2 separate regions of the Mus musculus genome follow, and region 1 is linked to region 2. Evidence: chromatin contacts called from ENCODE Hi-C or POLR2A ChIA-PET data. All regions are on one chromosome and are shown on one strand. Each heading gives the region's core, a stretch centred on a gene start or an enhancer-like site at or near the end of the contact. The rest is flanking DNA. Distances are from core to core; before and after follow the strand shown. Region 1 holds the start of Hmg20b (high mobility group 20B). Region 2 overlaps Pip5k1c (phosphatidylinositol-4-phosphate 5-kinase, type 1 gamma).

Region 1 (5,570 bases), core at 71-2,570, 50 kb before region 2:
AATCATTTGTTTTTAAAAAGATTTATTTGGGCTGGTGAGATGGCTCAGTAGGTAAGAGCACCTGACTGCTCTTCCAAAGGTCCGGAGTTCAAATCCCAGCAACCACATGGTGGTTCACAATCATCTGTAACAAGATCTGACACCTATTATTTCACGTTTATGAGCATTTTCCCTGCATGTAAGCCTGTTTGCTTGCCTAATGCTCAAAAGGGTAAAAAGAGGTCTCCTGGGACAGTTACAGATACTTTTTAGCAGACAAATGGGTGCTGGGGATCGAACCCAGGTTCTCTGCAAAAGAAACAGGCACTCCTAACCATAGAACCAACTCTCAGTTTCTCTTTTACTGTGGGATGTTACAGAAGACTGGAGTAAAATCACATTTGGCAACCTAGATGTGTGGTGCTGTCTCTTCCATTTGGATAATGCGGATCAAATTCAAGTTGTTGGGTTTCTCTGTAAACCCCTTGGCTTGCTGAGTCAGTCCGCACTGACCTTCAAAATGATTTTTTTTTTTTTTTAATGAAAATGCTCTTAGCCCAGCTTCTATCTCAGATCTAGGTGTCAGCCTCCCAGCCTGTTACTCCTCCTATGGTTCAATGTACCCCTTGGTCAGAGAGTAAAATCAAGGTTCCACGGGAAGGGAAATCAGTGCCTGGTGGTCATTTCCCCAGTCCTCCGTTTATAAAGCATACGTTCATTTATTGATTTAGGTCTGTGTGTGATGCACATGGCACAGCACACAGTGGAGTTCAGAGGACAACTTGCTGGAAAACCATTCTCACATTCCACTTTGTGGGTTCCGAATGCAAGTCGTCCACTAGGTGGCGAGCACCTTCAAGTGCTGTGCAATCTCACCAGACCCATTTTTTTTCAACGTAGTAAGAAAAACTACACCTGGCCGTACTGCAGGGGCGGGGGGTGCCTCTTTGGAACCTAACTCCTTCCTTAGAAGCCTACTAAAAACGCCTCTTCTGCCGAATATCCCCGGTCCCCATCTCCACACCCTAGCTCACCGGTCAGAATGGGGACTACTGGCCCTTTAAGGAGCTCCGCCCCACAGCACGCCGCCAGTCGCCTCCGATTGGTCCCGAGCGCGCCGGAGCGCAGCCGAACTTGACGCACCCGCCCGCAACCTGCCGACGCACCTCCCACGCGGCTCCGCAGATCTTCAGCCAACCACCGCCCGGCGCGCCGAGACTAATCTGCATGACCCCACCTCTCATGGAGGCCTCAGCCAATTAGAGCGCTATCCTTGGGTTCATTAGCATGAGGGCGGAGCGGGCGCGGGCGCTTGGTTGGACCGTCGCCGCGTCTCAGGTCCCGGGAAAGTTTTTTCAGAGGTGAAAAGAGCCGGGAAGTCCGGGCCTGCGCGGGGCGGGGGCTGCGGGGCGCGGCCTCCGGGACTCGATCTCGCAACAAAGGATCGCGGGGCCTCCTGCCCGAGGACCTCCCCGCCCCGGGATCCGCCTCCCCGGTCCGGGCCCCCCGGGGATCGCCCTGCGGTTCCCATCGAGGTGGCAGGCAGGACCCCCTGACCTTTGCCGGCTTCTGTTCCAGATCCCGCCCGGAGTGGCCATGTCCCACGGTCCCCGGCAGCCAGGCGCAGCCACCGCGTGAGTGCGCCTCCCCCAGCCTGTCCCGACCCTGGATAAGCCCTGTCCCCATCGTCGGGTACCCCTGGAAATGCCTTGTGTCCATCTCGAGTACCAGGGGTCATGCCCTGTCTCCACCCCGGGTACTCCTGGACATGTCCTGTCCTGCATCCTTGGGAACTCTTAAACATTCCCTATATCCACCCTCGGGTACCCCTAAACACACCATGTCCACGCTGGGATCTCTGGACATACCCTGTCTCATCCTCAGGTACCTCTGTGTACCTCTGTTTTGGGAACCCCTGATCCTGTCCTGTCCCTATACCCTACCTACCTTATCCCCACTACAGGAACTTCTGACCATGTCCTGTCACCCTTCGGGGATTTCTGTACTCCCTGTAGAACTGCCAAGACACCCTATGGCCTTCCTCACTATCTCATCTTCCTCCCAGGCCCCAGGACCAACTCACCTCGTCCTCCGTCCCCACCCCGCCAGTGGCCTACTGTGATCCTTGGATCCTCAAACTCTGGGTCCCCACCCCCTTTTTCCAGGCTCATGCGTGCTCCCACATACTTCTGTGATCTCCAATGACAAGAAGGGGATGGGTAGGTATGGGGGAATGATTTTGGCACTGATGGATGACGCTGGTTTCCATTGTCCCCAAGACCTGCGGGAGGCAAGACTCCGGGCCAGCACGGGGCCTTTGTAGTGGCTGTCAAGCAGGAGCGCAGCGAGGGTTCCCGAGCTGGAGAGAAGGGGCCCCAGGAGGAGGAGGTGAGTCCCCATCTGAAAAGCCTGGCCGGCCGCTGGCTCAGCAACACATACCTCACAAATCCAGACTATAAGATCCTCCCACTGCCTAGCAAGAGGCCACACCCCAGCCTAGCCTGTCAGTGGCTTCAGCCCCACCCCTAGGAGGCTGTCTTGGTGCAGGACCCGTAGGTTCTCTAGAGTTCTGACCCTTGATCTGCCGACCTACCACTAGACTAGGCCCCGCCCATATGCCCCAGACCCCCACCCACACTTCCCAGAGCCCCTCCCAAGGACACAGCCTCCTCCTGCAGCCAGTGAAGAAGCGAGGCTGGCCCAAAGGCAAAAAAAGAAAGAAGATTCTCCCAAATGGGCCCAAGGCCCCCGTCACTGGCTATGTTCGCTTCCTGAATGAGAGGCGGGAACAGATTCGCACCCGCCACCCGGACCTTCCATTCCCGGAGATCACGAAGATGTTGGGCGCCGAGTGGAGCAAGCTGCAGCCGGCAGAGAAGCAGGTAGAGACCAGAGAAAGGGGTGGCAGAAACAGGAGGATCCCTGGGCAAGCCCCATCGGTGAGAGACCCAGGCCCAAAGAACAAGGTGGAGAACGTCCAGTAGTCCTGGAGAAGGGACCCTCTCTCTGTGGGTTGGAGGGAGGAAGGGAGGCAAGGGAGGGGTTACGAATACATCAGTATGAGGGGAGTTGGGGGCCTGGCTCTGGCCACATCTGTGTGCCTACCTTCGTTTGGGCTGGCCCTAGTTTGAGGATGCTGCCCCCCTCCTAGCGGTACCTGGATGAGGCAGAGAAGGAGAAACAGCAGTACTTGAAGGAGCTGTGGGCATACCAGCAGTCAGAGGCCTACAAGGTCTGCACTGAGAAGATTCAAGAAAACAAAATTAAAAAAGGTGAGTGAGCCAGGCAGTAGTGGTGCACACCTTTACTCCAGCACTTGGGAGACAGAGGCAGGTGGATCTCTGCTTTTGAGACCAGTCTGGTCTGTAAAGTGAGTTCCAGGACAGCCAGGGCTACCCAGAGAAACCCTGTCTCAAAAACAAACAAAAGCCGGGCGTGGTGGCACACGCCTTTAATCCTAGCACTCGGGAGGCAGAGGCAGGCGGATTTCTGAGTTCGAGGCCAGCCTGGTCTACAGAGTGAGTTCCAGGACAGCCAGGGCTACACAGAGAAACCCTGTCTCATAAAACCAAAACCAAACAAACAAACAAACAAACAAAAACCCAACAACAATAAAAGGAAAGGTGAATGGGCCCAAACTCCCCTCATAAGCATAAAGGTTTATGTGGGGCCGTCCAGGTGGGGCCTCTGGACTGGGAGGGTGCTGGCTGACCTGCCTTCCTCCCTCCCCACTAGAGGACTCCAGTTCTGGGCTCATGAACACCCTCCTGAATGGGCACAAGGTAAGGGCCTCTCAGTCCAGAAGTACTTAAGAGAGAAGATACCTACCCCCAAAGCTAGTGTGTTCCATAGATAAAAGCAAGACCACTGTGGAGACACAGTGACTCTGTGGTGGGGCATAGCTTAGTGGTGAAGTCATTGCCCAGAATGCACAGAACCAAGGGCTCTACCCCCACCACCACCCACCCACCCCACCATGAGAGGGCCTCATGTATAGAGTGCTGACCTGGCATGCAGGAAGCTGGGGACTCCAGCGCCACTCAGAGTTAAGAACACTCACTGCTCCTGCACCCCCTTGGGTGTGAGCACAGACACCTCTAACTCCAGTTCTGGGGCATCTGCTAACCTCCTCTGGCCTCTGTGGATAATGCATGCACATGGGAGACACACAATACAAAGGAAATAAAAGCAGTCTGGGGCTCCAGGCGACCCAAGCTCCAGAGATGTGGGTCCCCACCGAACTCATTGCCATGTCCCAGGGTGTGGACTGCGATGGCTTTTCCACCTTTGATGTGCCCATCTTCACGGAAGAGTTTCTGGACCAAAACAAAGGTGAGATTTTAGCAGGTGCTTATGTCCTGGTTGCAGGATGAGTGGAAATGAGAATGAGGGCTGGAGTCAGGACTGAAGTTCCAGGGGGCCGTGATGGAGGAGGGATGGGGTCAGGGATGGAATGGGCAATAGAGGGAAGATGGGGCCAGACTGGAGACGGTGGGGGTACGGTGCGGTTAGGAATGGAGGGAGAAAAGGGTCGGGCTGGGGTCTAGGATTGAGGGCGGATAGGATCAGGGCTGAAGGGAGATGAGATCAGGGGTAAGGTCAGGAATGGAGGGAGATGGGTCGGGTTGAGGCCAGAGATGAAATGGGTCTATAGCACTCCGGGACCAGTATGACGGGGAGGCAGCTCAGGGCTCTGACTCCTGTCCCGCAGCACGCGAGGCAGAGCTGCGGCGCCTGAGAAAGATGAACGTGGCCTTCGAGGAGCAGAATGCGGTGCTGCAGCGCCACACGCAGAGCATGAGCAGCGCGCGTGAGCGTCTGGAGCAGGAGTTGGCGCTGGAGGAGCGGCGCACACTGGCATTGCAGCAGCAACTACAGGCCGTGAGGCAGGCGCTCACGGCTAGCTTCGCCTCCCTGCCGGTGCCCGGTGCGCAGCCCCGCCCACACCTCCGGTCCCGCCCACACTTTTCAATTAGGCCTCGCCCGAGTTCGGACCCGCCCCCTCGCAAGGCCAATTCCCTGGTCCCTCCCAGCTACGGACCTGGGAGGCCTCTCTCTAACCCACTGACCCGCAGGCACCGGGGAGACACCGACCCTCGGGACGCTGGACTTTTACATGGCGCGGCTTCATGGAGCCATCGAGCGCGACCCCGCGCAGCACGAGAGACTGATCGCGCGCGTCAAGGAGATCCTGGCGCGGGTAGCCAGGTGCGGGATGTGGGAGGGGAGAGTGGGGTGAAGGGAGAGAGCGGCTCTGCTTGAGGTCTTCATCACCCCCTCTGTCCTACAGCGAGCACCTGTGACAGACCTCTTGGACCAGGAGATGCCCCTCCCCACCCGCCCAGAAAGAAGCTACACCTTGGGGTCTCCAGGCCCCCCTCAAATGAAATCTCAACCGCATCCCTTTAGCTTCGAACCCCATCCCAGGTTGCAGAGACCGGGAGACCTGCCTGCCTCACAGGGAGGGTCACACTACAGTGGGTCAGGAACAGAGGAGCCAAGGCCGCTGGACTCGGATACCCCACCCCCACCCCTGGTGCTGAGCAGGAGGACCCCAGGTCGCTCACCATACAGCCAGGGGACCTGCTGCG
Region 2 (5,358 bases), core at 1,773-4,272:
AACTTGTGCAAGGCTCCCTGGGGCTAGAAGGAAGGGTTCAGCTCTGCTGGCAGCAGCTCCCAGGGCTGCAGGTAACATTCTGAGGTCCCAAGTCACCTGCTCCACCTGTAGCCGAGCATGGACCCCAGCGTGGACCATGGGCTCTGACCTCACTGGCTGAATCATGGGAGTTAAGACAGACCCTGGAGATGCGGCCAGGAGGGGGGAGAGTCAGGGGCCCTGACACAGCTCAGACACTCTCCTCCCAGCCAATTGTCTACTGAGCAAGCAGCCCCGTTTTCCAGGAAATTATGTTTAAAAATAGTCAGGGAGGAGGGGAGGCGGGGGCACCAGCTGGCTACGGGTGCGGTGCGTGAGGCCCAGTCAGCCCACGTCTGCCGGCAGCACCCAGGCAAGTGGTGACAATACCCCTCAAGCTTCAGGCCAATGTCTGCTGCCACACGTCTGGGTGACCTCGGGTGAGTCTGAATCTCTCTATAGCGGGTTTCTCCTGGGGAGGTCGGAAGCTGTGTCCCCATCATCCCAAGCACCTGTCACATGGGCTGCAACTGCGCACTGCCTGGGGACACAACCCAGGTCACTCCATCTGTAAAACAGGCTATGCCCATCACCTGCAGACATTCCTTACAGGTGATCCTAGAGTGACAGGAATGGGGGGACAGAGAGGTCTGGGCACAGGAAAAAGGAAAGGGGCTGGAATGGACAGGAAACAGAAACTATAGCCAGGGAGATCACAGGCCCTTGACCCTGCCACCACTCTGCCTCAGAGAGCAAGGCCTGGGGCCAGCAGAGGTGGGAGCTATCCATGAGCTCATGCTAGCCTGCTGACTGGGTTATACCGAGACTTCCTTTCCTGCTGCCTCCCTGATTCCCTCCTCTCTGCCTCCTCAAGCCAACAAAGGCCCCTGCCCTACTCCATCCTGCCCCGGCACAGCTGTGTTCTCCGTAGCTCCTTCTGCCAGACTCCTGCAAGGTTTGCCCACTGCTGAGCGAGACCCTCACACATCCCCCGCACAGCCACACTGCTCAACTGTGAAGGGCCCAGTGGCTGATGGTGGCTCCCATGCTGCATGTACAGGTGACCTGTCTGTCTCTGAAAAGAGGCCTGGGACATGATCCCACTTCTGGCCACCCAAGAGAGGCATCACACACCGCATGGGGATCTGTGTAGGTGCATGCACGAGTGTGGTGTGGGGCTTCCACATCGGAGGTGCCTGTTACGCAGCAGCAGCAGCAACGGACAGAGACATGGCGGCTGTGCGAAGACCTCAAAAAGGAAGCGAATGGTCTGCTGCTCTCATACTGCACAGTGCATCCTTGTCCCGGTGACCCACACACTGGAGCAACACAGGGGACCCAAACAAGAAAGCCATACAATATCCATGACAGGTCACACCCAGGGTGGGAGAACACAGAGGGGAACGCATGTGTTCGTTGGTGGATGCCTTAAACACAGAAGGCCTTCTCTGAGGGATGTGATGTTCTGGAACTATGTAGATTACCTGGCTGTATAATCTGAAGATCACACAGGTGTGTATATCTTAAACAAGTGATCCCTACAGTCTACCAATTATAGCTCGAGATCCCAAAATCAAAATGTAGACGTAAGTGTCCACAAAGGTAAACACATCACTATTAGCGCAGGCCTCATGGGACCTGCAGACTCCATCTGTCACAGAGCTTGGTCCCTGGCCTCTGAGTGGCCAGGATCAGGGTACTGTGTCCAAGTTTCGAAGACACCTACCAACTTCCCCTTCCATCTGCTCACAGCCTGCAGACCCAGCAGGTGATGGCCCCAGCAGCAGGTCCCCATTTGGACCCCGCCCCCACCTCTGCAGTGTGTGAGGGGACAGGCCAGGGGCTCTCTCCAAGCTCGAGAGAGAAAACTCAGCTTCCTGAACAACAACAAACAGGTCCAGAAGGCGGCCGGCCACATCACCATGCTCCTGAGTCTGTCACCCTGGAACCACTGCGGAGCTGGGGACACCTGTGGGCATGCAGCAGATTTGTGTGGTTTACTGATCTTTCTGCTATAGCCAATTTAAGGGACTTTAGGGTCGTCTGAGTGATCTAGTCCCATGTCAAGAACAACCTGACCTACGTGGGCCTCTGAAACCTTGCACCGGAAACAAACTGCTGAGGGACTGGATACTATGCATTCCAGAGACACTGCAGGGCACGCACCGCACCCTGGCCTCTTCAGAACTGCAGAAAGAGAAAGAAAGTACAAGAGATGGAGGAGACAGAGTAAGACTTGGAGGCCGAGATGGAGGGGGGGGGGAGGAGGAGGAGGAAGAGGGGGAGGAGATGGAGATGGAGGAGGACGTGGAGGAAGAAGGAAGGGGCAGAGGAGGAAGGGGAAGAGAAAGACTATCTCAAGTAAGGGAAGGGGTCAGCCCTGGTTGTGTATATCCATCATCCCAGAACCCAGGAGGACAAGAGGAGGCAGAGGTCACGAAGGCTACACAGCATCACTGCAGCAACACCAACAGCAATGCTGGGCTGTGGCAGGCTGGTCATCCCTGCACAGGGAAGTATAGGTAGTGGAACCAGGAGACAATCTATGCCATACAATTAAGAAGGGCCACCCTCAGCGACATAGTGTCTCCTAAGGCAGCTGCGGGGTGCCCGTAGATGACCACCTTGCCCTGGTAAGCAGGATGCCACATGGCTGTGCGCACTCTGTCATGCACTTGCAAAAAACTGGATCCTAGCAGCTGCTGAAGTCGGCACTCTGGGACACAATGGGACAGGCCACAGAAAGAATCTGCCAAGTCCTGGAAGAGCAACAGCTCCCGCTCTCTGTGGGTTAATCTTTATCGCACGCCAGGGATAGCAGGCCAGCACTGGACCCTTGGACTCCATGGCCCCAGAGTGTTGTCCCAATGCACCAGAGCTGACCCAACAGCTCAGAAAGGCAGAAATGAAGAACTCAGGCATGGTGCCTCACAACCGCCATCCCAGCACCCGAGATGACGAGGCAGGGCTGACGAGGTTCAGGCCAGCCTGGGCTACAGAGGAAGACGGCGCCTCCTGTGGTGTGTGGGCAACAGGAGGGTGTTGAAACAGGGTCTCACCCACCCGGCCTGCACAGATGCCTGCCCCCAGAACCTCAGTTAATGTTCTCAAGAAAACCTGTGTCAGTGGTGGGTGGAGCGCTGAGTGCTGAGAGGCCTGGAAGCCAGACCACAGCCTGGATCATGGGATGGACTGTGGGAGAAACAGGACCAAGGTCCAATGCTGCCTGGGGTGCGGAGGCTCCCAGTCCAAATCACCCATTCCCCAGAGGTCCTTGCATTTCTGATAACTCCTTCCACCAGGGTGTTCCGTTCTGGCCTAGGCAGAGCCTACATATGACTGGGCCGTCCCAGGTGCCTGGGCCACGCATGCTGCCCCTTCATGGCCCAAGCCAGCATGTCTGCTCACAGTACCTTTGCACAGCTGGTTCCATTCCTGGCTCTGGCAGCCAACACTTCTGTGCTGGCGGCTGCTATCACTTAGGGCTCAGGGACAACAGACCAACATGGCCCTTCCTTCCTGTCCAGTCCCTTTCTCCTGTGACTGTTCACTCTGCCCACCTATCCTCTAAACCTCAGTCCAGCATGAACATGGCAGAAGTCAGGGCCACCCCTCACTGGCATCACTGGTTCCCCTCAGGGACACTCAGAGGGGATGGCCCTGCCCATACAAAACGCTGACTTTGAGGTCATTTAGAGGCACAGCTCATGCAACACACACAACTCCTGGACTCCCTGCTCCCGGCAGCCCTCCTCTGTCATCCTCGCTCTCAGGAGTCTGAGACAGGAGGATTGGGAGTTTGAGGCCTGCCTGAGCTATGCAGGGATACCCTGTCTAAGACATAAAGACAGTGGACAGTCACAGTGATGGGCTGGGGAGATGGCTAGATAGTTAAAGCACTGGCTGCTCTTTCAGAGGGGCCTGGGTTCAATGTCTAACATCCACACGATGGCTAGCAACCACCTGTATCTTTGGTTCCAGGGGATCTGGCACACCACATACTGGCACCACGGTAACTATGCCTTCCTTATGCCTACTGTGCCTGTGCTCAGAAGAGAGGCCACATGAGCCAGAGAAAGGGCTCAGTGGGTGAAGGTGCTTGCTACCAAGCTGGATGGTCTGCGTTCAAACCTGAGGACCACATGGTAGAAAGAGAAAAGTGATTCTGGCAAGGTGACCACTGACCTTACCACCCTCAGGGCACCACCCACACATCCATAAGACAGACATATACGTAACATTAAGGACTAAAAACAGCCACTAAAGTCAGTGAAGCTAGTCACAGGAAGCCACCTGCAGCCGGCAGGGAAGGAGAAGTACTGGTGGCTGTGGGCGAGCCTGGCTTGTCCCCAGTCAGACACACGGTTTCTCTGTGACTCAGCGAGTCCACCCTCAGGCAGTCACCAGGGGAAGTGAAAAGCCCAATCCACCCAAATTCTGTGCACAGTCCCTGTGGGACTTTCCGAAAGCAACCAACACAAGGAAACATGGACATCTGTCCACGGAGGAACAGCACACCAGGGCGTCTTGTCCCCATTTGGAGTATTACTCAGCCATGAACAGGAGTGAGGCTCTTACAAGCCCAAACTGTGGAGGGACACGAAGGACATGGGACTCGGTGAGGGACCATGACACAAAGGCCACATCCTGTGGGCTCCCAGACAGGGAGTGGACTCGTGTGTGCCAGGAGGTGCTGAGAAATGGGTGGGGTGTTGGAAGGTTCTGGAATGAGACTATGCGGTTTTGATACAGTGCCACTGAGGCCAGCGGGGGAAGGTGCAAAGGCCTGAGAACCCACGCCCAGTGCCCAGAGCCCACATAAAGGCAGAGGAGAGGAGGGACTGCAGCTCATGCCTTGAAACATGCAGAGTTGGCTGTAGTGCCGACTGATGGACAGACAGACGGATGGCGGGGTGATGACTGAGTGCAACACAAGCTTCGACTCCACACCTGAGTGCTGCAGCTGTGGGTGTGAACTCCACCTAGACTTCAGAGAGGCTGAATAAAGCCAGCAGCCTCTCTCACACATCTCCAACAGCTTTAATGCGGCAGGTGGGTGACCTGGAAGCACCCAGAGACAACCATTTGGAGCCGCCTGACTGGGCAGGCCTGGGCTCTGTGCAGGGCTGGGCAGGGCAGCACTTCCTCCCCTCAGCCCGTCACTGTCCCGGGAACACTCGTCACCTCTTTGGAACTAGAGAGGAAAGGAAGTCACGAGGTGGTGGCGGTTGAGAGAGGTGGGGGCAGCCATACACACTGCAGGCCCTCAGGAGCTGCTGGAGGCCAGCAGTGCAGGAGTCTGGCAGGGCGGAGGGGTGGGGTACGACCCCACTGCCCTTG

What was found. A loop is a pair of places that touch in the nucleus more often than their neighbours do. ChIA-PET counts read pairs that join two places held with the same protein, here RNA polymerase II (POLR2A).
Region 1: a map of T-helper 17 cell shows a loop between it and region 2 (1.9-fold over the local background). The contact joins the promoter of Hmg20b here to the enhancer-like site in region 2. A Hi-C loop is called at or near these places in 10 of 37 maps with a recorded cell type or tissue (CH12.LX, T-helper 17 cell, adrenal gland and 6 more). POLR2A ChIA-PET finds 5 or more read pairs at or near these places in 4 of 5 experiments (Patski and embryonic stem cell).

The regions. Positions count from the first base shown.
Region 1 is chr10:81,346,177-81,351,746 of GRCm38, reverse strand. It overlaps Hmg20b (high mobility group 20B), which reads left to right and starts at 1,320. Exons shown (of 9, transcript NM_010440.3): 1 at 1,320-1,613; 2 at 2,259-2,367; 3 at 2,658-2,861; 4 at 3,131-3,251; 5 at 3,715-3,761; 6 at 4,239-4,311; 7 at 4,691-4,906; 8 at 5,055-5,187; 9 at 5,270-5,570. The coding sequence starts at 1,576. The coding sequence ends at 5,282.
Region 2 is chr10:81,297,940-81,303,297 of GRCm38, reverse strand. All of the region lies in intron 1 of Pip5k1c (phosphatidylinositol-4-phosphate 5-kinase, type 1 gamma), which reads right to left. It overlaps Gm16315 (a long non-coding RNA gene), which reads left to right. Exons shown (of 2, transcript XR_001779824.2): 1 at 1-458; 2 at 893-1,597. Among named protein-coding and RNA genes, the nearest start is that of Gm16315, 3.6 kb to the left of the region's middle. Within about 2 kb of position 3,022, at least 1 of the 3 ENCODE cell types and tissues checked has a DNase peak (open chromatin) inside an H3K27ac peak, as active enhancers do; it is heart, where a contact is called at or near this core.